3 separate regions of the Mus musculus genome follow, and all the other regions are linked to region 2. Evidence: chromatin loops called from intact Hi-C (ENCODE). Cell type or tissue: left cerebral cortex. All regions are shown on one strand. Links, peaks and the distances in the headings refer to the core of each region. The heading gives the core; the rest is flanking DNA.

The links. Hi-C counts contacts between places; a loop is a spot of excess contacts. Peaks named below come from ENCODE experiments on the same cell type or tissue, not always from the same donor. Only the 100,000 strongest peaks of a DNase experiment are listed, where the experiment ranks them.
Region 1: a loop joins it to region 2, with 2.5 times the contacts of the local background. A loop is called at or near these places in 2 of 42 quality-filtered maps.
Region 3: a loop joins it to region 2, with 2.4 times the contacts of the local background. A loop is called at or near these places in 2 of 42 quality-filtered maps.

What each region holds. Positions count from the first base shown.
Region 1 is chr9:123,558,871-123,569,731 of GRCm38, reverse strand. Sacm1l (SAC1 suppressor of actin mutations 1-like (yeast)) reads right to left here. Exons shown (of 20, transcript NM_030692.5): 6 at 10,448-10,507; 7 at 9,133-9,166; 8 at 3,240-3,341; 9 at 723-808. Among named protein-coding and RNA genes, the nearest start is that of Sacm1l, 35 kb to the right of the region's middle. In left cerebral cortex, for the core only: no CTCF peak of the experiment used is centred there; a DNase peak (open chromatin) is centred at 6,015.
Region 2 is chr9:123,705,021-123,715,881 of GRCm38, reverse strand. It overlaps Lztfl1 (leucine zipper transcription factor-like 1), which reads left to right. Exons shown (of 10, transcript NM_033322.3): 2 at 458-582; 3 at 3,258-3,452; 4 at 4,786-4,846; 5 at 6,257-6,328; 6 at 7,744-7,809; 7 at 7,896-7,973. Among named protein-coding and RNA genes, the nearest start is that of Lztfl1, 7.2 kb to the left of the region's middle. In left cerebral cortex, for the core only: a CTCF peak has its summit at 6,464 (motif pointing right); a DNase peak (open chromatin) is centred at 6,457.
Region 3 is chr9:123,546,432-123,557,292 of GRCm38, reverse strand. It overlaps Sacm1l (SAC1 suppressor of actin mutations 1-like (yeast)), which reads right to left. Exons shown (of 20, transcript NM_030692.5): 3 at 10,235-10,309; 4 at 8,304-8,431; 5 at 4,476-4,625. Among named protein-coding and RNA genes, the nearest start is that of Sacm1l, 22 kb to the right of the region's middle. In left cerebral cortex, for the core only: no CTCF peak of the experiment used is centred there; a DNase peak (open chromatin) is centred at 2,629.

The DNA.
Region 1 (10,861 bases), core at 3,989-8,988, 150 kb after region 2:
AAATAGGCTTAAAAAGCACTTTCCCTTCCCAGTGTTACACACATGGTGCTCGTATATCAGAAAGTTCTGTGTATTACATAGTTCTAAAACAAATATTTATCTAGCAGTAAAAATTAACAAGTTTTATATACATTATATAGTTTGGCAATATGAATAAATAGAAAACTGCTTTGGATTTGCTTAGCCACTGACTCTGGAGTAGGCAACACTGCACAGCTTCACCAGAGGCAACAGGTGAGCAGGGCTGAGTAAGGCAGGTAAAGCCAAGTGTGTACTGCCAGCCGTTCCATCGTCTTCACCCTAGTAACCTACAGGCTTACACTGCTCCACTGCTAAAGTTCCATAAACCTGACACTTTCTTCTCCATAAGACAGTGCCAGATTAATAGCCAACCCATTTCTTAACTGAACTTTTTCTATACTGTACATGAAGGTAGTACTTAAGAAAGAAGGAAGACTGGCCTGGCAGAAAATACATGCAATCCCAGCTCCGGGGACATGGAGGCAGAAGGATCAGGGGTTCAAAGTCATATAACTAGTTATATAGTAAGTTTAAGGTCAGTCAGTGCTTCATGAGACCCTGATCCAAAACACCTGAACAGGGGAAGAGAAGGAGAGGACGAGAAGAAGGAAAAAAGAACAGGGAATAAGAACATTCACCATAACAGAAAATGAAGATGAGTAGAAAAGGCAACTGGATGAGCATCAGACACAGACACTTGCCTGGACAAACGAAGCCCTGTTCCCGCTGTAGTGCACAATCTGCTCTGTTTCTACAAAGTTAGCTGCGTGGCCTTCAGAATCAATTCCTAATATTTGGTACAAAAGCAATATATGAAAAAAGTCATTAACTCAAGATAACTTAAGAATTATCAACTAAGTTCACATTAATGGATAAGTACTTATACAAGTTCAAACAAATGGTTAGTACATTATCAGAAAACTAAAAGAAACTCAAATTGGCTTAAAGAGTAGTCAAGATTTATTTATATAAACATGAAGCTTGTTGATATTTTTCTTACTATAAATATCCTCAAAACACTCCCTTTTGAAGAAAAGAGAGTCAAGTAAGCCTACAAATCCTATTTTAAAAACTTAAAACTATCATTTCTTGTGATTATGCTTTATAATAACATAACACTAAATGAAAATGTGGCTCATTGCATCAACAGTATTTAGTTGTAATACAGAGTACTTCTAGGAGATATTTAAATATCAAGTAAAAAAATTGTGTATGATCCTAAACATCCATGACCATGAACATGTCCATGAAACCTAGTTTGAAAAGCAATTTAATTACCAGAGACTCTTCACTGGTTAGGCATTTTTGGTACCTGAAGTATTTCCTTATTAGCTTGTTACATAAGCAAAACCAATTTTCAAGGTAGCCCTGACCCAGATTCCCAAAAGGAAAGAAATTATCAGAAAGAAATCAATAAATTTTCAACTCCCCAATATTTAAAACATCCCTTTTTCTCTGACATATTTCCCAAAGAAAGCATTTTGAGTTATCATTATTAGTATACCTGTAGCTATGCATTAGTAGATAATCAGAAGGAAGCAGATTTACTGAGCTACATTGGCAATGGTGTTATGCTAAATTACTTTCAGAAGCACGAGATTACATTTGTTTTTCTGTGGTGTTCTGAATGAGAAGTGCTCCCCATAGGCTATTAGGGAGTAGCACTACTTGAAAGGGAGAAGGTATGACCTTGGTGGAGTAGGTATGACCTTGGTGGAGTAGGTATGGACTTAAGAGAAAAGTGTGTCACTTGAAGAGAGGAAAAGAGAAGTTTTGGGATTTCAAAAGCCCATGCCAGTCCCAGTGTCTCCCTTCTGCTGCCTGTTAATCTGAATGTAGAACCCTCAACTACTTCTCCAGTACCATGTCTGACTGCATGCCACCATGATGTAATAGACTAAACCTTTGAAACTGTAAGCAAGCCCCAATTAAGTGTTTTCTTTTTATAAGAATTGCTGTGGTCATGGTGTCTCTTCACAGCAATAAAACACTGACTAAGATACCTTCCATAATTCTCATTAAGGAACAAGCTTCTTGTTATCAATTATTTTGGAAAGAGAAAGAATTGGAAGAGAGGAAAGAAGGAAATACCATTATGAAAGAGCTTCCAAAGTATATTAATTTTTTAAAGAAACCAACATGTAGGAAAACACATATAAAATATAACCACTGTCTATATAAAAGAAAACATATTAATCTAATAGTTTTAATTAATTTAAAAAGTTATAGAGTTATGTAAATAAGAAACTAGTGTCTGGTTATCTGACAGAGGAGTAAGAACCAGGCAGAAGGCCGGGTCTTTAATCCTAGCACTCAGGAGACAGAGACAGGTAGAGCTCTGTGAGTTTGAGAACAACTTTGTCTACAAATCAAGTTCCACGACACTCAAAAGCTACACACAGAAAGAAACCCTGTCTTGAAAGAAAAAACAATAATGATAAAAAAGAAAACAAAACAACAAAATCCCAAAGAATCAAGCAGATTAAATGGAAATTTTCTATCAGTTTAAAAATAAAATTCATATTTTAAATATGTATTCAATGCTTAACAATCCAAGAAAATGTAGTCAAGGAGATACTAACTCTAATTTGGCTTGAGACCATTCTTAGTGGCTTTTTAATGGCGCTATAGTATCTGTAATAAGATTAACAAAATATTCTCTATATAACATTCTGGGTTCAAAATTACAGTTTTTTGTTGAATAGGACTTTATTTTGATACAGTGTGGTTGAAAGCAACACAAATGCTGGGGAGCCTTCATGATCACAGTAACTCTAACACACATCAGAGTAGTTTGTCTTGAGCTATTAGCATACTTTTAGTGCAGAGCCTACAAGATACTCAAAATGTAAAAAATATTTTACAAACTGACATCATGAAGTAAAATGGCTACCCTTATACATGCAATGAAACCAAGAATAGTAAGAGAAATCCTATCTGGTATGAGTGTATATTACAGAATATCAGCATACTTTCAGACGCCTAATAAGCACGCAGATGTTCTTATACAGTTAACCGCCCACGAGCCATGTTAACATTTGCAAAGTAATTATAGTAGCTGGAAAGAAGCACAGAAGACATACTAATTACAGCGAGAGAGGACGTTAGCAGGGGCATCAAATAACACAAGATATAAAAGGTCACAGGTAAGTCATTTAAGACAAGCATTAAACCATATCAGGTATGGCCCAATCAGGCTGATAGGAAACAATTCTTACCTCTCACATAATAACGAACACCAGCTCTGAAACAACTCCTTCGGGAGATGAGAATCCAATCAAAATATTTTCCATTAATAGAACATGAGTGCATAGTAATAACTTAACTATGTTAAGAAAAATGTAACATAGAAATATTTCCAGAATCAATTCAAATCTACTTACTAGGAATGGATTGTCTTTAGGAGGGAAAAAAAAAAAAAAAGACAGGATATGCAAGTCTTTCAGGTTCTTCATGACCACTTCAAAACCCTGAGGATCCTCATCTCCAACTGTGAAATCTGTCAACTCCATTCTCCTACACTGACATGTGGACAGAATATTTAAAAATGTCTCTAGTGTTTTCTATTTAATTGTCTCCTTCCCCTGATATCGTCAACTATTTTCTAAAAGCATAAAACTAAGTATCAATGATATAAGTAAAACCTGATTCTGAACGAAAACCAAGAATCTGAAAGAAATTAATCTTCAAATAAGAAATGGAAAATAGAACACAAGCTAGGAGCATAGCTCAGCCCTGGGTTCAACCCTTTGCACTGCAAAAACTAAAACTTAAAAATTAGATGAAGGAAAAAAAAAAAAACCAAGCTATTGTAGTTAAAGAAAAATATGAAATATATCATATGTATAATTGTACATGTATATGTAGATATGCATGTATATGTATATCAAGATTTGCAGATCAAAATATTAATCTAGAAACAAATTACAACTGCTTTTTCCCTGGAATGTAAAAAAGTGCACCTAAAACTGGAAAAAGACTAATGTAAAGAAAAATATAATATGGTAGCGTGCTTTCCAGCACACACAAAGACCTGGGTCTGATCCCCAGCATGATATAACCCACATGTAATGATGCACTCATATGCTCTCAGCACTCAGAGGTACAAGGTTCAAGATCATATTCAGAAGCAGAGTTCAGGTCAGCCTGGGATTTCTCAAAACCTTTCCTTCAACACTAGTCACTGAATTGTACAATTGAAACTGACTAAAATGGTGGCTTTTAAGTCAAATGTACTTGATCAAAATCAAATCTTTGTACACAATGCCTCTCTGAAGCATGCTGAGCTCTCTTCGTCTGATTCTTGCTGCCACTGAGGGATGGGCACTCACTGCATTCCTCTGCTTGGCTGCCGTTTTACCACTGAACAGTCGTCTATTTAGTCTGAACACTTCTTACCTTGTTGTAAGAACCTATGTATGTATGAATATTACACTGTAGGTACTCCTGTGGCCTCTCATGCTCTGTAAGTTTCTGAGGCTGATTCACTACTACAGTATTTAATTATCCTCTGCATAAATATATTACTGGTTGGTTTTGTGTGTCTGTGTATCCGGGGAAGGGGGTCTCTATTAGAGACGAAGTCTCACTATGACTCAGCCTGGCTTCAAACTGTTAACCTTTTCCCCTCTGTTCTACATGGGGCTGAGAATACAAACATGCAACACAGCAGAAAGAATATACTACTTTATTTGTCTGTTCTGCTGTTGACAGACATGCAAGTTGGCTTTGGTTATTTCTGGCTTAGGCTGTCATAACCAGAGTTTCAACAAACATCCCTTTGTGTAAGCATGTAGACATGGATCAAATTATATCCACCATCTGATAATAGCTACAGTGTATTCATATACATAAAATAAATAAATCTTGAAGAATCTGTGAGCCTGCCATTCAACTTCATAATACAACCAAGTCTCAATTTACTCACTTTTTCCCATTCGAGCCAGCTGAATTTATGTCTAGAAATAACAACTTTGCACAAGCTTGTGACAACCATTCTCCCACCTTTCTAGTTTCTGTACCTATAACCCTTACCTAAAAAAGAAACAAAAAACCTTTCTTTTGAGTTTTATGAAAATGACAGTACATCCTAACCTTCTAAACCTGTCATTACTCCCCATAAGTTCCCAGAGTCATCAAAAACAACAACTTATTCCTCTTCAGAGTTGTGTGTAATCTGAAAAGGACCAGACCACAAAGCCATAATTCTCTGTGGAGCTCACTATTTTGTTATAGCAGGCTGCTGTGGATGCATTAGGAATTTATACAAGACGTTTTCACAAATTCTAAGAGATCAATGGTAACTGCTGATGATCCATTCCCGCTGCCTGTCACCATCACATTCCCTGATGGCTTCTCAAACTCCCAAGTTATCAAAAGTCACAAAACCAGAGACGATTCCAGGACCATATTTCACTTGCTTGCCCAAGGTAGCTATTTTGAAACAAGGCACAAACATAAACCAATGCATTAGCCTGCTGTTAGAGAGCTAAAGCTGGCAGAAAAAGGGATTGACTGACTTTATGACTCACTTTCCTGATTACAAAATAAGTATGTAAAAATAAATAAATAAATAAACAAAAGGAAAAAATAAGTATGTATGTATGCATGCACAAACATATCAAAATGAGATAACTTTTGAAAATGAAAGAATTCACTATTTTTTGTCAAGCATTAGAACCAGGCCCACCTACCCTACTCCCCAGGAGGCCCATACCACACACTCAATTTCCACCACTCCATAGCTTACAACACTGCTTCATACTTCACTAAAAATAAAAGGCCTATATGCTCCTAGGGCATATTACCCACTGAACCCACAGCTACACCAGAATTCTTTACTACCACAGTCAGCCTTACTCCAGTATCTATGTTTACCATTCCCAACTTCTCTAAAACCTTTCTTAGCAGAATTTGTTAATTTCCTCATTTGGAGAAGGAAGACAGAAACAGCACATACTCTCCTTCCTGAGAAGTCGTATTTAACCACTCGCATGCCTCAGCAGCTGTCACTGTTCTTGGAAACACTGTCTTCACTTGCTCCCAGGGTACTGCTCTGACTGCTTCTCCTTCCCCTCACTGGTCTATGCTGTATCTGCACAAAGCTTGGAGCGACTCTACAATCTGCCCTTTCCATTCACCCACTGTGGTTCATTTCTAGAAGACCTTAATCCTGAGGCCTACAGTACATGGCTCTAGCATTTTCTCACTACGCTGATGGTACACTCTCTTTCTCTGGGCTGATTTTCTATCTACATTTCTATTTCCCTTTACTAATTTCATCTCATTTCATGGACTGAAATGCCATCTAAGGGCTGATGAGATGGCTCAGTGGATAAAGGACCAAGCCTGAGGACCCAAGTTTAATCAATCCCTGGAATCCACAAGGTAGGAAAACAGACTCCTGAAAGTTGTCCTCTGATCTCCAAAAGTATACAGATGTACACACAAACTAAACTGATGTTGGAAGGAAGGAAAAAAATGGAAGGAAGGAAGGAAGGAAGGAAGGAAGGAAGGAAGGCAGGCAGGCCGGCCGGCCGGCCATCTACCCTGACCACCTACAGATTTATACCTGTAAGGCCAGAAAGGTGACTCAAATGGATTAAGATACTTGCTACTAAGCTAAACAACATGAGCTCCATCCCCAGGACCCACATAGTGGAAACAACAAACCCGGTACCTAAAGTTGTCCTTTGAACTCTATAGATACAACATGAATATGTACTGCCATACACATATTCAAAAAGAAACTATGCCTCTAGTGTAAGCCCTTTCCTCATCTCCAGTTCTATTAATCTGGATCCTCCCTCATCTTCATTTGCCCTTCTACAGAAATGCTGAGCTTAACAAATAAATGATACTCTTCTCTTTCTCTACTTCAGACTTCCCCATCTCAATGGATGATTTCCTTCCACTTAACATGATAAGAACCTCACAGTTACACCAATATCTGTCATATGCTATATAATTAGCAAACCCGGTAAGCTCAGTTTTCCAAAGTTTCCTACCTGACAACACTGAAGCCTTCCTCTCACTGACACGGCCCTGTCTCATGCATTGCTCACCCTGGTCTACTGCTGTAACACAGTGATGCTGGCTTATTGCACCAGTCCTCTACAAAACCTCTACTCACATGGGAGGTGAGAGTTATAATCCTTCCATGGTCTGAATTAAGTTCCTCATAAACACATCTCTCCCTGTCTACAGCACACTCCACCTAGATGTGCTTGTTGGTCTCTCTGTAAATATGAAACCTAGAAATACAGTCCTTGTTAACAAATGACATTAAACAAAACTCCATTTTAAGCTTTAAACTCAACACTAAATAGGTAAGCTATTTATAAAGCAGTCTAGAAAACAACCCCATGATCTTTTTGATTATTATTTGCCTATTCATAATATCATTTTAAAAACAAAGTAGAAACAATTGGCCCAAATCCTTGAAAAACTACTTAAAACACATCTGTTCTTACTATATTCTTATGTTCTTAGGAGAACTTTTAAAAACTGGGTGGAGGGTAGGGTAGAAGTAAGGCGAAGATGTAGAATATACTTGTCCAGCATGCAGAAGGCTTGTAATCCTAGCACCTGGGCGGTAGAGACACGAGGATCAGAGGTTCAGAGCCATACTTGGCTACATATGGAGTTCGGGGTCAGTATGGAATACATGAGACCTATATAAGAGAAGGGAGGGGAAGGGAGATGGGGGGAGGGGAGATGGGGAAGGCAAAGTGAGGAAGTGGAGAGGAAGGGAAGGAGATACAGAAGGGAAGGTGAAAGGAAGGGAGGGAAGATAGGGAAGGGAAAGGGAGGAAGGAGAGGGAAAGAGGAGGTAAAAGGACGAAAGGGAGGGGAAGGGGAGGAAAATGGAGGGCAAGGGGCAGAAGGGAAGAAAGGAGAGAGCAAGGGGCAGAGAAGGGGAAGGGGAGGGGCAAGAGGAGACAGCTTAATCGGGAATGAAGACAACAGAATGAACCTGAGCTTTTACCCTGAGAGTTTTCTCATTTTTTCATTTCCCTGTAACTATGAAAAGTATCTTCTCCATTACTTTTCTTAATAATATAAAAACCTGTAAAAAAAAAAAAAAAAAGACAAAATAAAACAAACAAAACAACAACAAAAAATCTGCCAGGCAGTGGTGGCACACACCTTTAATCCCAGAACCTAGGAGGCAGGAGCAGGTTGCCTCTGTGAACTCTGAGTTCAAGGCCAGCCTGGTCTACAAAGCGATTTCCAAGACAGCTAGGGCTTTTATACAGAGAAACCTCATCTTGAAAACCCAAAAAATAAATAAATAGATACAGAGATAGACAGACAGACAGACAGACAGACAGACAGACAGACAGACACAGAGGAATGAATATAAATTTATGGTAGCATAACAGACAAGTAAACCTGACTGCTAGGCTAATGACCCTCATCACTGTACTGGACACAAAGGTGCTAACTCATACACAAGGTGCTGACTGTACCACTCATCTGCACACACTGCAACTTCAGCAGCCTATTTATTCACGGCCAGTTCCTCCTTTATTATGATAGCTCTGATTAGAATGTGTTCTTAAAATGAATCTACAACTAGATAACTAACATTTGCTTTGTATTACACTTTAATTTTCCCCAAGGATATCAGCTATATTCTACTTTCATATTTTTATCATTCTTCAAATGATAATTTAAAAGTTTCCATCTTTTCAAGTTGGTGATGACTGTAGTCTTAATCTGATTTCTTTTAACACTAAGGAAAGGCATCATTTAAGTAGGTTCACTCTACTCTTGTGTAATTCACTGCTACAAGGTAACTCCAAAAGAACAAGATGCAGTATACATCTTTCTTTTAAAGCCATCAGCCCCTAAACTCTTGAGCAAAAATGGTAATTTACTCTGCAGAGAACAAAAATCTAAAAAGGGGAGGAGGTGTTTACATCTGTGCTAAGTTGTACATTTGTACAGTTACAGCAATATCTAATAATACTGAAGTATTCATCCCACATCACATTTGAGACTCTGCACCTGTCTTAAAATGTAAACATTTTTAACATTTAAACATGTAAAATAAAATTTAAACAAAGACTATAGAAACTAAGGTACAAATTTTTCAGATAAGGATACAGCCATGCAACACTGGAAGAGCAAACCGATGGACCTAAAAAGAAGATATACAATGTATTTAGAATCAACCCACCAACCAACCATGTGGTAGCAGCACATGCCTTTATTCCTAGCAATCAGGAGGCAGACTTCTGTGAATTTGTGGCCAGCTGGAATACAGGGCTAGTTCCAGGACAGCCAAGTCTACATAAAAAACCCTGTCTCGAAAAACCAACCAACCAATCAACCAAACAAACAAAAAAAATTTAGCGCACCTTAAATAATAAACCAACAGCGCCATGTAAAACAGATTTACACTCAGGCACCACACACAAACAGCCATGCAGTGAGAACATATGTAACTTCTAAAGTTAAGGGAATGTCCTTAGCCATTCTGCTCTAACTCCCGCTTTGATGTACACACCAATGACTTTCACTGTACTGCAAAACTATAAAAACTTCATGAAACTGCTTCCATATTGAAACATAGAATTTGGAGTAATCTAAATCTGTGTTTTCAAGCCATATTGTAGTTGTCTTAGAGAAAGCAATGTTTGTCATTTAAGGCTTCCTTTCATAAGTATCATGGCTTGTACCATAAGTGTCCCTAAAAGGTTATGTTTTAAAAGCTTGGCAGCTGGCCAGACAAGCTCTTGGAATTTAGAAGGTACAGCCTAGTGGAAGGAAAGACGGTCATTTAAAGCTAGCCTGTATATAGGCATGTGTACACTAGCCTATTCCTGTATATAGGCATGTGTACACTAGCCTATTCCTGTGTATAGGCATGTGTACACTAGCCTATTCCTGTGTATAGGCATGTGTACACTAGCCTATTCCTGTATATAGGCATGTGTACACTAGCCTATTCCTGTGTATAGGCATGTGTACACTAGCCTATTCCTGTGTATAGGCATGTGTACACTAGCCTATTCCTGTGTATAGGCATGTGTACACTAGCCTATTCCTGTGTATAGGCATGTGTACACTAGCCTATTCCCCTTTGATGACTGGTTGCCATCAGGTGAGCAATTTGCTCCATCAATGTGCTCCCTGGCATGTTCTCTCAGCTAAAGGACAAACAGGCAAAGGAGTCACCAGACAATGAATTCAAAGTTCTGAAACCCCTGAGCCTAAACACTTCTCAGACATCTTGTCACAACAGAAGATTAGACTTCTACAGAGAACTGAGAGGGCAAAATTATGGTCAAGTGTGTGTGTTATAGTTACGTTAGATTAGTATTATTTACCCACTCCCTAGTAAGTGCTCAGTCATTTTATAGTACACATTCAAACATGTATTAGGACAAGGAAGCAGAGTTGAATTGGAGTACATTACCTCTGGCTGAGCAGACAGTTCCCTGAGCAGATGCCCGTTCCATACAAACCGCTGATCTGCCTGAGAGAAGTTTTGAAATTTAATGAAATATCTCCAACAACAGAAATGTTCTAAGTTAGAAAATGACACCCATCAATGCCTCCACTGGTGGCTAATATGATTTTCTCCGACAGGTCCCAACAAAACACATCTCACTTCAAATCTGCTCCTCCTCTCCCCATTCCTATCTGCATTAGAACTCACTGAAACTCTGGGTATCCTCTCCCACCTTTCTAGGTAATCACTGACCAAAAGCTAAATCTCTTTCAGAGTCTGTGGTAGTTTGAATATGCTTGGCCCAGGGAGTGGCACTACTAGGAAGTGTGGCCTTTTTGGAGCAGGCATGCACTTGTTGGAAGAAGTGTGTCACTGTGA
Region 2 (10,861 bases), core at 3,777-8,776:
GTTACCTACTCTGTCTACTTTCAGAGACATTAGAGATGACAGGGGTATAAGGTATACCCCATATCTTAAGTCTGAAAAATACCCCACACCTCTTTGTATTTCTTCTTTTCCTGAGAAGTAGTCATGTGATTGTGACCTGAATGTATTTGAGTTGGTAGGAGGACAAAAAGGCAACCTGATATACATCAGTTGCTACAACACCATATATTCATCATCAACATCGTTGTTGGTTATTGTTATTGTTTGAGACTTCGTCTCTGGGTAGCCCTGGCTGTTCTGAAGTTCACTATGTAGATCAGGCTGGTTTCAAAGGCACAGAGATCTGCTTGCCTCTGGCTCCCAAGTGCTGAGATTAAAAGCAGGTACCAGTACACTGGGCCAAACAAAATACCTTGTTTATTTTCATTGTCAGTTCTTCTGTCATAGCCTCTGGACTAACCAGTTCTCTCTTTTTCAGGCAGAGTTGGGCCTAAATGAGCACCATCAAAATGAGGTCATTAATTACATGCGTTTTGCTCGTTCAAAAAGAGGCTTGAGACTTAAAACGGTAGATTCCTGCTTTCAGGACCTCAAGGACAGCAGGTATCAAGAGACTTTAAGGCCCAGTTTCTTAAAACTGCATCATATTAACATCATATGTTCAGTCATATAACTGAATGAATGTGGATTCTTTAAAAATTTGGCGTTAGTAAAAGGTTTAAGATGCAATCACTAAAAATTATTTCATAATTAAATGCAAAATGACTCTGAAGTGTTCTGCCAGCATTTCCCAGTTTTGTCATATGACTTCTGAACACGCTGCAGCCACAGTTCACACTGCCCAGGCCATCATGCCACCCAACACCAATACAAAGTGCCTGAAACTCTTTGGCTTAGACTATTGTATACTTTGAATTACAGTGATTTTACTGTATATGTAAGTATTCTGCTCTTATGGAAATGTAATGTTTTAATTATGACAACGACCTAATAGTTTCTTACCATCATTTCTCAGCAGGTAAATATCAAGTTAGTATATCTCTGGAACCTATTGTGTTGATTCTTTGATTTTAAAAATTGCTATTTGAGGTACTGAGTTGAATTTCATTAAAAACTCATTAAGTGACTTTTGTTTTGGGATTAAGACAATTTCCAACCACTTGTGAAATGGTCATAAATATATTTTTGCCATTTTGTACTATTATTTGTGCAAGGCAGTTTTCTCAGCATTGATAGTTGTAAAATCAAAATATTAATCAACTCTGAAAAATATTAAAGCTGCTGTATCCTGCTTTATCAAATATTCAACCAAGATTTAATTGTTGCTATAAAAATAAGCACATTCATCTCATTATATGAAAAATTAGCTTTCAGCCTTAGTAAATGGCAAATTATATGTATGCCAGAGAAGTGGTTTTAAACAATTTTTTTCTTCAATTTTTCAAAACAGGGTTCTCTTTAACAGCCATGACTGTCTTGGAACTCTATTTGTAGACCAGGCTAGCCTCAAACTCACAGAGATCTGCCTGCCTCCCCAAGTGCTAGGATTAAAGGTGTGTACTACAACACCTGGCTTGTTTTAAGAAAAATTTTTATGATTTTTTTAATTAGTAAATATCTCACCTGTATACTTACTTTATATACATGTATGTGTACCTAGTCATGTGAAAGTTTCTCAAGAAAGAAAGGATCCTAAGTGGATAAATTAAATTCTGATTAATGCTAATACAGAAACCACAGTGGTCACTGAGAGAAACTCCACTAAGTTCCATGGATTTGTGAAATTGAGACATAGTTGTGGGTGATAGTAACAGTCTGTTGTCAGGCATGCACATGGTAATCATTACATACTGGAAAGGTTCAGATAAAAATTGTGACGGGCTTAATTCTATAAAGTTCCATAACTTTAGTTTCTTAAGTGATTTCTTTAAAAAGTAGAGCCATATGACATGACAGTTATGAACTTATACTTTTCATATAGAGCAATTTGGAGAAGGAAAAACAACATAAAACATATACTTGGTAATACCAACATTGTTGGTTGACTTGAAACAAAAGTTGGTAAGTTTTGTTGAAACAACAATGGAAACTAGTTAAACGTTGAGTCACACGTAAGTAGCAAAGGTCTTCAGGATGTCTCTAGCTGTTGTGGAGGTCATCAGCCTTGTACTAGTGTCTGTTCAACCAATTACCTAATCTGGTTTATTAAACCCAATGGATGAAAGCAATGGAACTGGCAAAAATATGGTGAGGTCTATTAAAGAATATAGAAAACATTAACATTTTAATAAAGACTCTAAAATTAAAGTGTTTTTAAGAATGATTAAATTTTTCTAGTTTAACAATGTTAAAGAATTATATGTTAAATACTACTTAGTGAAATGTAACTGTGCTAAAAGTGTTTTCTATTAATTTGAATATGATTATGCCAAGATGTTTGATTTTTGTCTGTTTGGAAGAAAGAAAGAAGAGAAGGTGAGGCTAAGGGTCTGAGGGTGAGAGACTTTAGAGGGGCAAAGCTGGAAGAAACAAAACTCTGTTAGTGTGATACTGTCATTGAGAGTAGGAGGTGTGCACAGGATTTGTTAAGGACTCCACCTGTTGGTCATGTTACTGAAATTGCTGGAGCTAGTAACCCACAGTGGAACCACAGGCAAATCTCTTCCATGCTCCAAGCCCTCTGTACAGTTAGGGATTGAAGACAATGGCTCATCTCCCGAGATTCCTTTCTAACCCAAGTAGCTCCGGTAAGAGTAGATTTGAATGCTGCTGTTGATTAGATATTCATTTCTGTGATTCATAGTGGTACTTTAAAAATGTTAATTTGTGTGTGTGTGTGTGTGTGTGTGTATGTCTAGACTGCTAAGAAAGTTAATATATAACTGCAGTGTTTGTCTCATAGGCATACTAATATTTAAGTAATTCATATGATCATTAAAATGTTAGAGAAGTAACAGAAAGTGGGGGAGTTAAGTGTGACTTTTTAAGTTACTAAATATAATAAGGCTAACTTAGAGGAGTATAAAGTAAAAAAAAATAATATTGTAAAGTTAAAAAAGAATAGGTAAAGGTTTAGGGGATATTTTTCAATATGTAGTTATATTTTAAAATGAACACATTTGAACAATTACTCACATCTAATCATTTTAATCTCTCCCAGAGAGTTTTTCTTGCAATCTTTAATTCTTTAAATGTCATGATGTCGGTCTCTTGACTTCAGTTACATTTTGTAAGTTGCTCCTGTGACTAACGAGCCAATGGTGTCATACTGTTTTCAGGCTGGTGGAGGAGACTTTCACCATTGATGAGGTTTCAGAAGTCCTAAATGGGCTGCAGGCTGTGGTACACAGTGAGGTGGAGTCCGAGCTCATCAATACAGCTTACACCAATGTCCTGCTCCTACGGCAGCTGTTCTCCCAAGCTGAGAAGTGGTATCTAAAGCTACAGACAGACATCTCTGAACTTGAAAACAGGTAAAATTTGTACTTGCAGTTGAGGCCCAACTATGATCTCAAAAGTTAGTGATTACTTTGCTAGTACTTTCCTGGGCTGGGGTGTGCGACACTGGGTAAGGTAACAGCAAGGCACAGTCACTAGATGATTCCTTCCTTGAGGAGCACTCAAAGGCCTCTTAAAGACACTCTGTTTCTACTATCAGTTCCAACTACATGAAACTGCTTTTCAATCTAAAGTACCTATTCCTTAGAGCATCTTTAGTAACATGGTTAATATTACAGTGGTCTTGATTCATTGATCTGCTAAGAAGTAAAGATTAGAACAGTTGAAGATATACTAGAGAATAATTTCCATCTATTCAGCCTAATAGCATTGCAAATTTGTTTCTACATAACTACATTTGAAACCATACACTTAACTTAGGAAATGTAAACTATAAAAGGCTTAAAAATCTTACAGTATTGAAAAGCTCATAAATTCAAAACCTCTAGTAAGATCAATGAAGTTGAAGCTGGTTCTAAGAAATAACATGCCACTTGGACATCATGGTTCACACATACAGTTTCAATTCTTAAGACTGCTTGTGTTATACAGTAAGACCCTGTCTCAAAAATAAATAAATAAACAAACAAATAAATAAATAAATAATTGCCAGAAGTCAAGAAGGACTCGCTGCTAAGCCCTGGAAATTGTTCTCTGAACAGTTTCTCCTCAAGTGGAAAATGATGAGCAGTGCTAAGTACAGTCTTCCAGGAGGGAAGGAAGTTCGTTTGGCTTCTGCAGCTGTCCATTTCTCAGTGGGTGACTGGTGAGAAAATACTGAGTGCTGATGTTTGAAGAAGATAGAAGAGTCGTCTGTACGTAGGAGTATAGTCCACATATCTATCTTGGTAGATTATCAGGGGCTTGCTCACAACACCAGCTTTCATGGAATATGCTAGCATTCTCTCTCAGTAGATACTGTGGACTAAGTCATATCCAAGAAAACTGTACTACAAATCAGACTCTTTCTTAGATGACAGTAAATGTTATGTAATAGGGAAATCACTGCTGTACCTCAGAAATAGAGGGAAATATAAATATCATTCATATAGGTATTAGCATTGCTGTTTATGTCTTACGACACGATATACATATCAAGTACAAAGTACCAAGACCTGTGAATGATTTAAATTGCTTTACAGGGCATGAGATTCTCACCCATTTGTAATCAAATAACAGTTTTGTACCCTCTTATGCTCATCTCCCTAACATGTAATAGGTTGGTTCTTGTAATTTTTTTTTTATTCTTTTATGTTCTAGAAGTCTATTCTCAATGAATATTCTCTTAAATTTGCTTTTATTTTTCAGAGAATTATTAGAACAAGTTGCTGAATTTGAAAAGGCAGAATTTGTATCTTCAAGTAAAAAGGTAGATTTTAGTATGTCTAAGTCTGTATTTGTTTTTACAGATATGATTATACCTATGTATGCATGCCTATTTGCATGTGTGGGTGCACATGTGCACAGCTGCCTGTCTTCTTTGGTCACTTTCCACTTTACTGAGGCCAAGACTTTTACTAACCTCAGAGGTCACCAATTCATCTAGGGTAGCTCGTCAGCTGTCATAGGAATCCCATGTCTGCTTATTGAACCCAGAGATTACAGGCAGGTCACCACACCGACCTGATGTGTGTGTGAGTACTGAGACTCCAAACGTAAGTCCTCACATTTGTGTGGTAAGTGCTTTATCCACTGAAGCTTGTCCTTAGCTTCCTGTGTTTCTCAATAGCTGGTACCTGAACTCCTCATAGCATAACTAGTGGAGATGAAAGTGAGACAGTCAAAGGAAAGGCATTCAGGTTGGGAGCAGAACTTAAATTGCCACTCATACCTGCAGACAAAAGATGTAAAAGTTTCAGAAGTAACTAAAAAACACACTCTCTCTCTCTCTCTCTCTCTCTCTCTCTCTCTCTCTCTCTCTCTTTCTCTCCCTCCCTCTCTCCCTCCCTCCCTCCCTCCCTCCCTCCCTCCCTCCCTCCCTCCCTCCCTGCAGTCCATTCTCAATCCCTTGTAAACCCTTCATTTAGCTGATACAGAGCACCTACGTTATGGTGATCATCCCTGTTGTTATACCCTGACTCTGCTTCTTAGCTGTGTACCATAGACAGGTTACCCAAGACAGGAGGTAGAGACATCCTAGTAGACTTTCTGAACAATTATGTGCTGTGATGTCACTTACTATATATACCGTAAACCATATTTAGTTCCCCATCAGATCGCTAAACACTGCTGAGATGAATCCAAGTATAAACACACAGAAAATATTTTCTAATAACTTTTTTGGAGCATATTTCCGACTAAGACATTTTGGGTCAGAGGGCATGGATTATTACTTTTAAGACATGCTACTAAAATGTCCAAATAAGTGTTAAGTTACTATTTGCTTGTAATTTCTCAGCCATTAAAGATTGATGGTATGAAGTTCATTCAGAAATCATTTTCAGCTACCACAGATGAAAATTCCAATCCTAGAAGCTAGAGATTTTTATCAAATCTGACTATGATCTCCTTGTCTCTCTTTTCCATCTGTATTAATAAAGGAGTATAGGGAAGTTTGGTTTCATTTTTATCTCTGTCATATATTGAGCTTCATAGGGCAGGTACATCATAGGCACTGGACATAACAGAGTGAACACAACAAGAATCATTACAATTGTAGAGCTGAAGTCGTGGTAGGTGTGTTTATAGATTATGTCTTCCACTTAGAAAGTAAAGATGTTTCACAATGATTCCTGCTTTACTCTGGTAATTTTAGATTGGTTTCTTCATTTTGTTGCAGCCCATCATAGATATCACAAAGCCTAAACTTGTTCCAATTAATGAAGGTGGAACTACAGAGCTCCTAAACAAGGTAATATTCTCATCATTTTGGGAAATGAGAAAATCTTGGTTCTGCCTCTTTCCTCCCCTTTTCCTGAACAATGCTAAGGTAAGAGAAATAGTCTGTCACGGTTTTACTGATGGACCCAAGTGACCAGAAGAGGGCATGCTTACTTTGTAGAATCTGAAGTGATTGAGAGATGTTTTCACAGTAAAGTACATGGAATTTACAGTACAGGGCATGGAATTTTGAACGGTGTTTTCTGGTGTGCATTTGAAATGTGTAATCTATTATAATGTATAGGTTATTTTTAATGCTTATAGAAATTATCAGCATAAAAATAAATACTTTCCCAACTCCCATATTCTTGGCAGTACACACATGTCAGTGTTGTTATTGATAAAAAGCAGTGCAGTACCTAGTACAGTCTCAAAACTCTTATTATTTCATTGGAAAGTAGGAACTAACATTTCCAGAAGCAGAGATGAGAGAACTAAAGGGTTCTGTGGGTATAATAGTATTATAAAGAAGATAGAGCTTTGTGTGGATATGAGGAGATAAGAACCGGTGCTTGAATGAGGTAGCCTCTAAGCTGGGTCTTAAAGATGAAGACAGGTTAAGTTAAAGGGCCTGTAAGGTAGAAGAGCAGAATAGCTCCTTGCCAGAGGCAGACAGAAGGTTGGCATGACTTAGAACCACAGAGTACAGTGTATATGGGAGTAAAATGCACAATCAGACTGGTCAGGTGGGTTCATCTCATATCAAAACTACTTAAGGACTAAGGGGTTTGGCCTCAGCTCAGCCGTTCTAGAACTTGAACACCAGACACTAAAATGATGGTAGTAGTGTGTTTTCAGGCTAAGTGGCAGGAATGTGGCCAAGAACAGGCCCAAGTTGCAGGATCAGAAAGCTAGGTGAGAGATGGCAAGCAAGGAGAGTGGCTGAAAACAGAGCAGAAGGAGAAAGGTGCTTTTAAGAGAAAAGCACCTATAAGTCTTAGAGCTAAACTTGACTCACAGCTATGGGGTTCAGGCAGGCTTTGTGAAAGTTGGCTTTTACTCCTAACATTTGGATTTTTGAGCCACTATATAATTTTGATTATTTTTTAAGTGAAACAAGTGTGATCATTTCATGTTAAACATATTTTTGGTTAAAATAATAAAATTTGGGGGCTGGAGAGAGGACTCAGTTGTTAATATATCTTGCTAATCTTGTGGAAAACCCAGACTCAGTTCTAACTCTAGCCTATGAGGGTATCTGATGCCCTCACCTAGTGTCCACTTGCACACACATTATATGTATATATGTGTATATGTATATATGTGTGTGTGTGTGTGTATATATATGTATATACAGATTATACATGCACACATCCATGCAGGCAAAACATTCATACACATAAAAATAAATCTTTAAAATAATAAAATTTGGATTTATTCACAAAGGAAATTTTAAGACTTCAACAAGAGAATGAAAAACTAAAGTCAAGGCTGAAGACCATTGAAATACAGGTAACTGGAGAATCTTTCAACACAGTTATTGAGGAATTAGCCTAGAGAGTATAAGTTGAGTGTACTCTGTTTACATTTGATTATAGGCTGTAAATGCTCTGGATGAGAAGTCAAAATTGGAAAGAGTACTTCAAGATTTACAGCTCGATCAAGAAAACCAACAGGTAAAACAGTATAGCTATTTTTTCCACATCTAAAGAGAATAAAATTAGAAACTTTGGTCATAATCACTGTTCATCATATTCTATCTACTTTGTCATTCTCTCTGCTGAACGCTATTGCTGTCTTACATTGGCTCAGAAACTCTACCCTTTGTCCATTTTCCAGGGAAGAGTCACAGCTTACAGGACTACATTACAAGTCTTAATAGCAGGCAGGATGTTCTTAAGTTTATTATTAAGGAAGTAAAGGAAGAATTTGCATTTAGGTTTTATTATTCTGAATGTTACTTGGCTTTTCCTGGGCTGTAGTGACAGTGCGAGGGATAATGAGTTGCATTTGTATTCAATGTACTGTAGGCTACAGTGACTTCCAATCTATTCTAGCTTCATCTGTATCTAGTATGCTGTAGGAAACAGTGACGTTCCAGAGTGGCAGTTCTGCAAGCCTACCTGAGAATAATAGCTGAGTATCGCTCTACCTGCTGGGAATCCGTTAGTGTATCGTTGTCTCTCCTGTGGTCCTCTCAGTGAGTGGGACACAGTATTGTGCTTTATATGAGCAAAGAGATTCGGATGAATATTCAGTGCAAAATTGTATTTTCTGTGGTTGTTATTGTAAATGTCTGCCAAATAATCCCTAAATCTACCTCTAGATGTTTTTTTTCCCCCAATTTCTAACATTTTTTTTTTAATCTTTTTCTGGAATGGGTATTGTGCCTGGAGCCTATATATGCTAGGCCATTGCTCTCATACTGAGCTATATCCCCAGATATTATTAGATTTTTGTTAAATTTTATGAAAAAAATTCAAGCATGCAAAAATACAGAAGGTGGTATCCTGAGCCCCAAGGAACCCACTACTCAGTTTTACAGTCACCAGGGATGGCCAATTAACTTTCTTTCCTCCTTCTTTCTTCCCTTTGTCTGTGTCTTTTTTGAAGCAAGTCTCAGACATTATTTTATCTGCAGTTACTTATTGACATGATTTTTCTTATATGGCTATATGGCTAGGGGAAAAAAAAATATATATATAGTGAATGTTCCAGAACAACTTTATAACTTCTCAAAAGTTACACAGTTACAAACATTTTTTGTGTAATGAATTTATTTAAAAGCCATTTGGAGCTTTGCTTCAAGTTTAGAGACTAAATATTTTTAAAAATCAACTACTGTTTCATTTTGTTGAAGATACTGCTTTATCCTCATATTGAACAAATGTAGGCTATTTTCCTGTTATAGCAATGCAGATTATTTTTTTCTGTAACTTTTGCCCAGTCAAAAACAAGATCCAGATGTAAGATATATACTGCAGTTGTCAAATTATGAAGAAGTACATGTAACTCAACAGAAAAAAAACTTAAAATCCTTGTCAATTTAGAAACACTTATACTCATTATTAGTAATAGTCTCTTGGCTGAGAACAAAAACATGCCTATTAAATTTTTATATGACTGTGACTAATCTTATTTTTACACCTATACTGTTTGTTCTTTTGAGAGTAAAATCTTACTGTTTCCAGCTTAGCTTTAAACCTGTTATGCGTAGTCCACCTATATATCAGTTTGAAGAATTCAAAATCTTTACTATGTTTTTACATTTTTTCCCTTATCCAAAATTCTTTTCTTGTTTGATTTTTTAATTGAAAAAGTCCAGACAATATATTCAATCATGTTTTCTCTTTTAATTCCTTCCAAGTCTATCTCACTCATTCAACTTTGTTATTTTTCTCATTTTCAAAGCAAACAAACGTGCATACCAAAAAAAAAAGACTTTGTAAATAAAGATAACCCATAAAAACAGAGAGACTCACTATACACAAAAGGAAAAATCAAAATAACAGTAAGACAAAAAAAAAAAATGCCAAAACTAAGGGAAATGAAACAAAAAAATACCATAGAACTTATTTTGTTTTAGGCAGTTCCTCCTGGGCTTGGGGTCTGCCCTGAAGTATATGATTGATACATCCAGAAGGGCTCCATTAGAGAAAACTTATTTTCCCTTTTGCCATAGGGTATCAATTACAGGTTCCTTCTTGATTCAGACTCAGATCCCATGTCTACTTCCTCTCATTGCTGAGACTCCACCTGGCTTGAACCTGTACAGGTCTTGGGTATGATGCCACAGTTTCTGTGAATTCATATGTGTATCAGGTCTGTTGCATTTGGAAGGCAAGACCTGGTATGCTTGGAGTCATTCCTCACCTCTAGCTCTTATGGGCTGTCTCCTTCTTCTGCATCTCTCTCTGGACTTAAGGGGGAGGGTTTTGATGAAAACATCTCATTTGGGACTGAGTGCTCCAAAGTCTTTCTCTGAATATTGTCCAGTTGTGGATCTCTGTTAATTCCCATCTCCTGCCAGAAACTTCTCTGGTATATACTAAGGCACTTACCAGTGTGTATAGCAGTATGTCATTAGGAGTGATTTTATTGCTATGTTCCTTCAACAGAATAACAGTACTAGATTTTCCCCAGGCCTGTGATCTAGCTAGTCTCAGGTCCTGGCCACTTTAGCAGTGTCTGGTGTGGGTTCCATCTCATGGAGTGGGCCTTATGTCTGATCACAAAATGGTGGTTTCCTCCTATGACATTTGTGTGACTATTGCACCTGTGTGTTTGCAGGTTGCAGGTCACTGTTGTGTCCCAGGGCTTGGAGCCGAGTGACACTGATGACTATTTTTCTCTCTAGTAGAGTGCAGAGTACTTTCCAGTATTACGAGTGTTAGTTGGGGTGAAGTTTCCAGTTAGGCACTAGCTCAACTTCTCCATGTTCAATGACATAAATAAGTCTCTTTCCTGGCACGACTTAGTGGCAGAAGATGTCTAGTTGGGGCATTTTCTTCCCTATTATATGGTGACTCCATTTATATTCCTTTCACATATGTATATATTTTAG
Region 3 (10,861 bases), core at 436-5,435, 160 kb after region 2:
CTGGAGACACCTGGTTGCAGCAGAAAACTCCAGCAAATTGGAGCTGCCAGTACCAAGGGACGATCACCAAGAACAGCAGCAGCAGTGGAGTGGATTCAGCCAGAGCCTAGAGTGCTACTGAGGGCAGAGCTGAAGTGAGCCAAGCCCTGTGGAGGACCCAGAAGATCATGTGTGGATCCCAGACACTGGAACAAGAGGCTGTAAAGTTTAAGTTGCCTTGAAGGTCCTAAGATGTTAAAGATGCCAGAGCCGTGGGAAACAAGCTACCAACAGGGAGTAAAACCAGAGAATGAAGTTTGTTGCTGCTGAATTTTTGCCACATCTGCCAACAGCAGTCACCAAGGATGAAAGGAGTTGGAGATCTGAAGAACACTTTGACATCAGACATGGAGATGCAGAGTCTGAAGTTTGCCCAGCTGGATTTTGGTCTTCTTTGGTCCAGTATTTTCTCACTGTGATATTTTGGAATGGTAACGCATATCCTGTAATGTTTGAGGTATGGGATCTGCTTTTTCATTTTGACTTTATAGAAGATTATAACTAAATGATTGAATGAATGTCAGAAGACACTTTGATCTTTGGATTTTTAATATTGTTGAGACTGCTATAGTCTATGGGGACTTCTGAAGTTGGACTAAATGTATTTTGCATAAGGTTTGACCCCCATAAACTCATGTGTTTTAACAAGCCCATGGAAGCCAGGGAGTGGAATGTGGTGCTTTGAATATGCTTGGCCTAGGGAGTGGCACTATTAGGAAGTGCGCCCTTGTTGGAGTAAGCATGGCCTTGGTGGAGGAAGTGTGTCACTATGGAGGTGGGCATTGAGACTCTCCTCCTAGCCATGTGGGACACAGTCTTCTGGGTCTCTTTGGAATAAGATGTAGAACTCTCATCTCCTCCATTGCCATGCTTGCCTGGATGCTGTCATACTTCCTGCCTTGATGATAATGGACTGAACCTCTGAATGTGTAAGCCAGCCCCAATGAAATGTTGTCTTTTATAAAAGTTGCCTTGGTCATGTCTCTTCACAGCAATAGACACCCTAACTAAGAGTCTACACTCATTTCTCTGTCTCCACTATTGCCACCCAAGGACAACACTTGACCCAATATAGCTACTGCATAGCTATTTGGCCTCCATCTTGTCCACTCCTGCTTGTCTTTAGAGGTAAAGAAATTCTACACATGTCCTTTCTGCTATCTGCTCAGTTAGTTCTTCAGTGACAGCCACCTCAGAGCCTTATCTTTTCTTGGTCTCTCTGGAGATCGGGCAGCTACTACTTAAAGGTCTGACCTCCCCTCTGGCCGTCTAACAATCTCACAAATCTAGAGGTACCTGGGTTTACTCAGCTTGACAAATGGACTAAGTAGAGAGCACTTTGCTGAGCCGCATTCCATAGGGAATGACCTATGGGATAATGACTGGTGGAGTATCATGTCTTTTATTGTGTGTTCCCAATTAGTTTGTACTACCCATACTTAATTGTTATCATTGCATAACAGTATAATTATAGAACTAAATATTTTATAAGCCAGTGAAATGTGAGTAATAACTTGCCATTTCTAAAATGTTGCATTATTTGGAATGCAGCTTGATAAAAAGCATAGCGCTAAACAAAATCACTGTTGAATTATAAGTGGAAGCAGCAAGGAAAGAGCCATAGGATTCTGCCACATGGCTTTATAAGGATCAAAGTCTTTAGGAAGCTGAAATGGAAACCTTTAAGGATAACAGTTGGAAAAATATAGTCAAGGAACCAAACCAAAGACAAATCCTTAGTTCTATGAAAAAACACTGACCATTCAATGTAAATTTTTTGTTGTCTGAAGATAAAGTTTTAATTATCATTTTTATTGCTCTCTGTAAGTGACATTTTTATTTAGCTTTAAAGAATATCCCTGGCTGGATCCAGCAGCGCATCTTTAAGTCCAGTGCTCAGGAGGCAGAGGCAGGCGGATCTCTGTGAGCTTGAGACCAGCCTGCTCTAGTAGTGGAATTCCAGGGCAGCCAGAGCTATATTATGAGGTCTTGTCCAAAAGAAAATACAAAAATATTTTTAAAAAACATCCCTTTCTGTCATAGAAGAAATAGGTTCTAGCTCCTACAACTTAGGGTACTGTTTTACTCCCTTGCCAAAAGCCTCCCTCACCCATTATCATCTAACTGATAAGCCTCAGCTCCAGGATAACCTTCCTTGGTGGAGCTGTCCCTGGCACTACCAGACAGAATCAGACTCTCCTTCCTACAGGATCCCACTAAGGTTTGACCCTTGTCTCCAGTGGCAGTCACCTCTGCTTGTGCATGCTTGTTCTATTCTCTAAGTCCACTGAAGGCTCTTCTGTAGCCTCCCCCAGCCTTGAGTAGGCTGATTCAGACCTTGCTGCCACTGTGAATGAGACCACCTGGGGTGGAGCCTTCTGACCTAAATGGTTTATTGTTCTGTCACCAGCCTCTGCTCTTCTCCAAGAGCTGCTACCTGCTGAGAGGCTGAACAAGCCTTCTTGAGAAATTCCTAAGACAGCCGGCAACTGGCAATTGACACCTTACTGCCAAACTAGTGCTGTCAGCCTAATTGCTTACAGGCGTGGATCAGCGGGAGATGGGCTTTCCCCCTTTAAAAGCACAGACTCTTAGTAAACACTGGGCCTTGATCAGAAAGCTGTCTTAGTCTCTTGCCTGCCATTTCCTCCCTTACAGCTCAGGCCTCCCACTCAGGAACCCAGTTCCTGTGGCCGCGGGCAGCTACACTCTTTCCATAGCACAAGGCCTTCAGTTTTTCATTTTGGGTCCCCATTAAGTAGTACATGCCTGGCATACATCAAGCAAAGGAGAAACAGGAGAGAAGTTTGATAGACATGTAAGGAGGACAGCAATTGGTTTTAAATAGCATCAGTCTCATTTGCTTAAAAGCCCAGTTTCTTGGTTATTTAGCTTATATCTAACTTAACATACAATTTTACTTGATTACAATGTAAAATCTTAACTCTAAATAGCTAAAATACTAAATTAGAGAAATTTATCATTTTCACTAGTCAGTCCAGGACTGGCAATGTTCTACAGATAGCAACCTTTATAATTCTGTATGCCCCTAAGTATGTCCATGATTTGTTAATTAAAGAAAAAGAAAAATAGGCAGGACTCGGGGCATGGCTTAGTGGTAGAATGCTTCATGCTATGTATGAAGTCCTTGGTTTAAGCTCCAGAGCCTCACGCATAAAGTAAAACATAACAGATGAATAAAACCAAGGCAAGCCGAGCATGGTGGCCCACGCCTTTAATCCCAGCACTCCGGAGGCAGAGGCAGGCGGATTTCTGACTTCGAGGTCAGCCTGCTCTACAGAGTGAGTTCCAGGACAGCCAGAGCTACACAGAGAAACTCTGTCTTGAAAAACCAAAAACAAAAAGAGAAAAGAAAAAAGAAAATAAAACCAAAGCAGCAAAAAGCCATGTCCCTAAGCATCAGAAACTCAGCAGCAGAGGGCATTTAAAACCTAATATTAAAAGTACACTCATTTTAGCAAAACCTGTGGCACAAGCTTTGTACTCCCATTAGAAGGCTGAGGAAAGAGGATTCAAAAGTCAAGGTCTTCTTGGACTACACAGTGACTTCAAGACCAACCTGGGAATGAGACCCTGATGTGAGAGCATAGGAGCAGAACAAGATCAAGAATGAGAGAACACCTCCAGAGATGAGATTACAGGCCTCTACCTTCATAACTGGCTCAGAGTCTTAAATCAATAAATTGCTGTCTCTTCTACTTAAAAAACATTACAGTTCACAGGCCATTACCTATTAGAACACTGACTTTATTTTTATAAGCTTAATTATGTTGCTAATAGTGCTGAACTAAGAACAATGAAATCACAAATGTACATAACACAATTCTAGTTGTAGACTTGACACCCAAGTTTACATTTAATAGCTTGGTAATATTTATGAAAACTTATGAACTCTGGGGTTGGAATGGAGTTCAGTGGTAAAGTGCTTGCCTAATATGTACAAAGCCCAGGGTTCAATCTCCAACACCGTATTATGTGTACACACACATACCATGCATATACACATTCTGAAAAGTTTTCATCTGATCAAAGTAAGCAAAGTAAGTACGAATCTAATTAAAGTAATCACCCGTGTGACTAGACTCTTGAGTATTTACCTCAATTTATCTCAATTTTGGCTGTGTGTATATACACAGGGTAGGGCCCTTGGTGAGGCCAGTGATAAGAATTTGAAACATGGTATGTTTTCAAAGTCACACATGAGATTCTAATACAGTCAAGAGTAAAGGAAATCAAAACAGAGCTGGGTTATGGCTCAATGGGCAAGTGCTTGCCTAGCACATATGAGCCCTGAGTTTATCTCCAGGATGGAACATAGGTGGTAGGGGAAAAAAATTATAAATATTATAGGTAAAAGAGACATGCTCATTCTTAAAGCAATTAAAAAAAATTAAATACCTGAAAATCCAGCTTACCCTTTCTAAGAGACTCATTTCTTGGAATTCTGGACTCGTGTTAGATAGTCGCTGCAAAGTATGAGTCAAGTCATATGTTGTTGAAAAGTAAAATCCATCCATACTCAAGACATGGTTTAGCATTGCTAGGAAAGTTTTATTATCTTGTAACTGTAAAAAAGAAAAGGGAGCATTTAATACAGGGCACAGCTGAAAAGAACCAAGCAAGCAAGCAAAGAATACTCAAGTATAAAACATTTTTAATTGTGTATGTTTTTAATCTAGGCACTCCAGGCAGAATCTCTGTAAGTTTGAGGCCAGCCTGGTCTACACAGTGAGTTCCAGGTCACCCAGAGTTACACAATGGGGATGGGTGGGAAGGGCATTTTTAAAAAACAAACACTAAATTACTTTGGAAACAAGCATTCTGAAGAGGTGTAACTTTGTAACTCCAATAATCACTTCTAGAAAGTTTCCAAATCTCAATAGGGAGAGCTTAGTAGATTATTGCTTGGTGGGTACAATGCTTGCCATGCAAGCATGAGGACCTGAGTTCAGATCCCTAAGACCCACCTAACCCTGGGCACAGTGGTGCCATCCATAATCCTAGTGCTCCCACAGTCAGGTGGAATGTGGAAACAGGAAAATATCTGAAGGCTCATGACCAGTGATTGTGGAGACAAACTAGAAACCTGTCTCAAACAAAGGTGAGGACCAACACCTAGAATTGTCCTCTGACTGCTACATGTGGACCATGGCACATACCTGCCAGTCTATATACTCACACAATCACATAAACACACACACAAAGATTTAAAAGTGGAATAGAACAATACAATTTGTGAAAGTATCACACAAATTTCAAGCAAAAGTACTTTTGGAAAATAAGTATTGTTAATCTTTACTTTGTACCAGTGTAAAAGTTTACCATGATATAGATGTATATTTGGGGGGAGGAGGGGAGGATGAGACAGAGTTTCTCTGGGTAGCCCTAGCTGTCCTGAAACTCACTTTGTAGACCAAGATGGCCTCAAACTCAGAGTTCTGGGATTAAAGGCATGCACCACCATACCATGTTATATTTGCATTAATAACATAAATTATTCCACATAAGCTACTGGAAATTGATTGTTCTATAACCTTTAAGAGTTTTATGAAAATATTAAAAATGTTCTTGGGATTGAAGGGATAGCTCAGTAGTTGAAAGCATTGGCTGCTCTTCTAGATGACTGGGGTTCAGTTCTCAGCACCTACATGGCAGGTCACAATCATCCGGGACTCTATTTCCAAGGGGCTCAAGGCTTTTTTCTGACCTCTGCAGGCACCAAGCACATATGTAGTGTACATACATACATGCAGCAAATCATTCATACACATAAAATTAAAAAAAAAAAAAAAACAACCACCAAACGGGGCTGGTGAGATGGCTCAACAGGTAAGAACACTGACTGTTCTTCAGAAGGTCCTGAGTTCAAATCCCAACAACCATATGGTGGCTCACAACTACCCGTGACGAGATCTTTTGGCTGGAACCCAAAGATTTATTTGACTAGAGCGAGCAGAGCTGACTGGAGCAAACCAGAGTGAGCTGAGGTCCTAAATTCAATTCCCAACAACCAGATGAAGGCTCACAACTATCTATACAGCTACAGTGTGTACTCATATACATAAAATAAAAAAAAAAACAACCAAACAATAACAACAAACATAAGCCAGTTGGTGGTGGCACACGCCTTTAATTGCAGAACTCAGAACACAACCTCAGGCAGATCTTTGAGTTGGAGGCCAGCCTGGTCTACAGAGTGATTTCCAGGACATCCAGGGGTATGCATAGAAACCCAGTCTCAAAAACCAAACGGAAAAAAGATGTTTTTACTGCTGTTGAGGCTTGCTCCTTTTAACATTACTGTAGCCATTTTGTATCCAGTCTCCATTTTGCTCATAAAGTGGAAGTAAATTCAGGTTCTCAGACTCTGCTTCCCAGAAGCCACTATCCATAGCTGACACTGAGAACGTCTCCTAAGAGGCCCATCAGCTTACAAGTCAACTGATAACGCTTTGCTTAGTTAGCCAAAATGCAGTACCTCCACCCTTGCCTTCTGAACTTGGTTTTTCCTGTAAAGAGCCTACCCTAAGAGCATACATATTAGGACCACAATTAGGTTCACAAGTCCTTTGTTGTGGACCTGATCACTCTTGGGGTATGCACTCAATAAACTATTCTTGCTTAACTGAAATCAGTGTTCATATGCTCTGTGTGGAAATCCCTGAACCCCAGCAATTACAACTTATAAATGAACAGTGAAAGTAACATTAGCATTGCATTTAATGAGCCATGTGTTTACATCTCTGACATAGAGCCTCATTATATAGCTCATGTGGGCCTGAACTCTGGCTCCTCCTGTTAAGTGCTGGAATTACAAGTGTGTACCACTACACCAAGTAGTAGGTACTGCTGGGTTCAGTTTATAATTCAAACTATCAGAAACATAAAAACTAAAAAGAGAAAATTACTTCAAAAAAATTATCAAGAAACCTGAGCAGTGCCTGCCCATTGATTGTTCTTTTTCATTTATCATTGTCATCTACTCTGACATTGGTAAATGTTACCAACTTTCCTAAGTCTAAAGGAGTTTTTGGCATTTTATTCTTTGCACTCTGAATACCATATAATACTCTGGCAGTTTCTTGAACAGAAAGTGTGTTGTGGCTATCACTTGCTCTTCCTTTCTATCCCAGCCACTCCACTGTGATAAGTGGGTAACTAAACCTCTGGCTTTATTCCCAGTCTCTAGACTGGTGACTGCTATGTTCCCCTAGTCGAGCTACTCCATGACTCCATCATTATGTCCAATTTCAAATCACTTTCAGAGCTATCATTTTTGTTTGTTTGCACTTTCATGTTTGCAAAGTTACTTCCTCAGGTGATATGCCTTAACAGTTACTGTGTTGTTAAAGGTAACTGTGTGTTAACTAAACCAAGAGACTGACATCTGTAGACAAAGGAAATGAGAGTATGTGAAAACATATGCACACGTTCTGTGCACACACGAACACACACACTCTCTCTCTAAAGTGTGTGTGTGTGTGTGTCTGTCTGTCTGTCCCATGTGATTAACAGTGAAGAAAACTTTCTTCTGGAAGAAAAAAGAAATGGAAAACAATTTCAAAAGTATCTAATATTTTATTTTTCTATAGTGAATAGTTGGCTAGGGCCAAGTATTAAGTTCTTTTATTTTTATTTATTTTTGGTTTTTGAACATGGGAGTTTCTCTGTGTACTCCTAGCTATCCTGGAATTTGCTCTGTAGACCAGGCTGGTCTCCAACTCAGAGATCTGCCTGCCTCTGCCTTCCAAGTGCTGGGATCAAAGGCGTGCGTCATCACCACCCAGCAAGTATGAAGTGCTTGGGCACTCTATTTGTCCTTTTTTCTCTGTAAGAACTTCATAATTTAAATTTTTCATTACTTAAAAATAAATCCAACAAAATATATAAACTTTTAAAATTTGCTTTTTTAATGATTTTTCTAAAAATATGTGCATTGATGTTTACCTACACGTGTGTCTTTGTGAGGTGTCAGATCCCTTGGACCTGGACAGTTGTGAGCTACCATGTGGGTGCTGAGAATTAAACCCAGGGTCCTCTGGCACAGCACTCAGTGCTCTTAACCACGCAGCCATCTCTCCGGTCCCTTAAAGAGTATCTCCATGGATAGGTAGAAACAGAGTAGAATAACTTTACTTACAAATTGTTTAATAACTAGGCTTATAAGAAATCCATCTACATTTTACAACCCCCTACTGTGTGGCATTTTTGAGCCTTGCAATTAATAACTACTAAAGTCTTACCTGAATATCAGTCAAGTGCAACATTGTCTTCTTATAAGAAAGAACATCAAAATCTGTGGCTCTCCAGACCGCATGATTAAAACATTCACCTACTTTCATCTTTTTGGTGATGACAACAAGATAATTACCTGAGAAAAAGAAAAGGCAAATGTTAAAAAAAAAAAACAGAATGGGGCTGAGGATTAAGATCAGTGGTAGAGCCCATGGGTCGGCATGTGTGAGACCCTGGGTTTGAGCCCTAGCATATCACAAAAACAAACAGAAAACACAAATTAATAGCCCTTATATGTCAACTTTAAAGCCTGGAAAAATGAGACTGCATTGAGCTCCTCCAATAAAAGGCCCATTTTTCAAAGCATTCTTAAAATTTATGAATAGAAAGAGTAATATACATTTAGAAAAAAATCCTATTAAAAGGACAATCAGTATTTTTCTCAAGAAGATAAAAGCAAACCTTTCGATAGCCAAAGAGTTGAGCTTAGCTGGTGAGAGTAGAGAGAAAATATTTTTTCTCTCCCGTCAATCTCAAGGCACACAGGACTTATTGTTGCTTATTGTTGTTTTCCAAGCTTGTTCTTTGAAATACTAGAATTCTCGACACCATTCCTTTGTCCTCTTTACTCTAAATGGTGCACAAATGTGCTGGGGCAGAATACCTACCTAGATACTGTGACCCTACAAAGGAGCAATAAGTAGTTAGAAATCAGCATTATGACAGCTCATCTTTACAGCTCATCACAACAATCATCTTTACCCTGATCATTAAACACAGTTCCCTCACCCTTCCTTGTGTGAGATAGAAAACAGAAGCTGGGGTCTTGCACATGATAGGCAAATACTACCACCAACCTATAATCCCAGCTCTCAGATTAATTGTTATGATCTATGGGTTCCATGATCTACCTCCAACTGCTGTGCGCAGAGGTTTTATATATAACCCTTTCCTAGAAGCGGTCATACTGTGCTACAGTATCTTATTACGTGTATATCTCCATTACTAGATTGTGAACTACAAAAAGAAAAGGAACATTTGAAATCTATTGTAATCAGCACCTAACATTGTGACTGAAATTTAAAAAAAAAAAAAAAAAGAAACTTTTAAAAAGTTCAATAAAAGCCAGCACTTGGAAGGCAGAGGCAGGTGGATTACTGAGTTCAAGGCCAGCCTGGTCTACAAAGTGAGCTCTAGGACAGCCAAGACTATATAGAGAAACCCTGTCTCGAAAAACCAAAACAAAACAAAAAAAAAGTTCAATAAAATGTAATTCAGATGGAAATGCACCTTGTTGTCTATGCCTATAATCCCAGCACCTGGGAGGCAGAGGCAGGATAGTGAGTTGGAGGCCAGCCTTGAATATAGAGTGAGTTCAAACCCAGCTATAACTATAGATTAAGACCATATCTCAAACAAATACCTTCTTAATAACACATACCAAATATTACAGTGTAACATATGCTGTCGTTTCAGTATAAGTTTAAGGGTTGGCATACTCTGATAAATCAATGTATTAAAATGTTTTAAATGGGCCAGGCATGGTGGTACATGCTTTTACTCCCAGCACTTGGGAGGCAGAGGTAGGAAGACCTCTGTGCGTTCCAGATCAGCGTGATCTATATAGCGACTTCCAGGATAGCCAGGACTATACAGAGAAACCCTGTCTCAAACAAACAAACATTAAATGTTCTCAGAATTTATAAAGATTTATGAGATTTCAACTGTAGAATAAAATCAAACATGAAATCTTTCTTTTAAAAAGAATACATCAGGATGATAAATTTACCTGTTTAGAGAATATTATTTTTTTAGAAACTAAGGACAAATACTTAACCTAGAGATTTATCTAAAGAATGACAGGAAGAACACTTTTTTCATTACCTAATGTTATTTGTTTAATTACTTTCTTTGCTCATCATGGCGTATTTTCTCTTACCTGCCACCAGATGGATTGTGCCCAGTATCCCAAATATTGGTCTTGTAACAGCAGAGGGGGGAACATCTTTTTTGACTTAAAAAGAAAAATAGAAAAGCTCACCAACAAAATAGAAATCTAGTTTCGGTAACTTCAAGTAAATCAATTTAGACAATTTATTCTAAAAATAAAAACTATCATTTTTCATTAGTATCAGACCTCCATTTTTTGCAGAACATAAAATAAAGAAGTCTGTGTGATAGTAAAAGAAGATGGTATCAAAAACACATACTTGAGTTTCCTCATCAGATAAGCTGTCGGTGATTTCTAATGTTGCCAGAGACTAAGCACTATCAATCCCTTTAATAAGAGTAAGTAGAAGTGCTCCATCCAATGGATGGCTGTGAGCATCCACTTCTGTATTTGTCAGCACTGGTCAAGCCTCTCAGGAGACAGCGATATCAGGCTCCTGGCAGCAAGCTCTTGTTGGTATCCACCATAGTGTCTGGGTTTGGTGGTTGTATATGAGATGGATCCCCAGGTGGGGCAGTCTCTGGACAGTCATGCCTTCAGTTTCTGCTTCACACTTTGTCTCTGTAACTCCTCCCATGGGTATTTTGTTCCCCCTTCTATAAGAAGGACCAAATT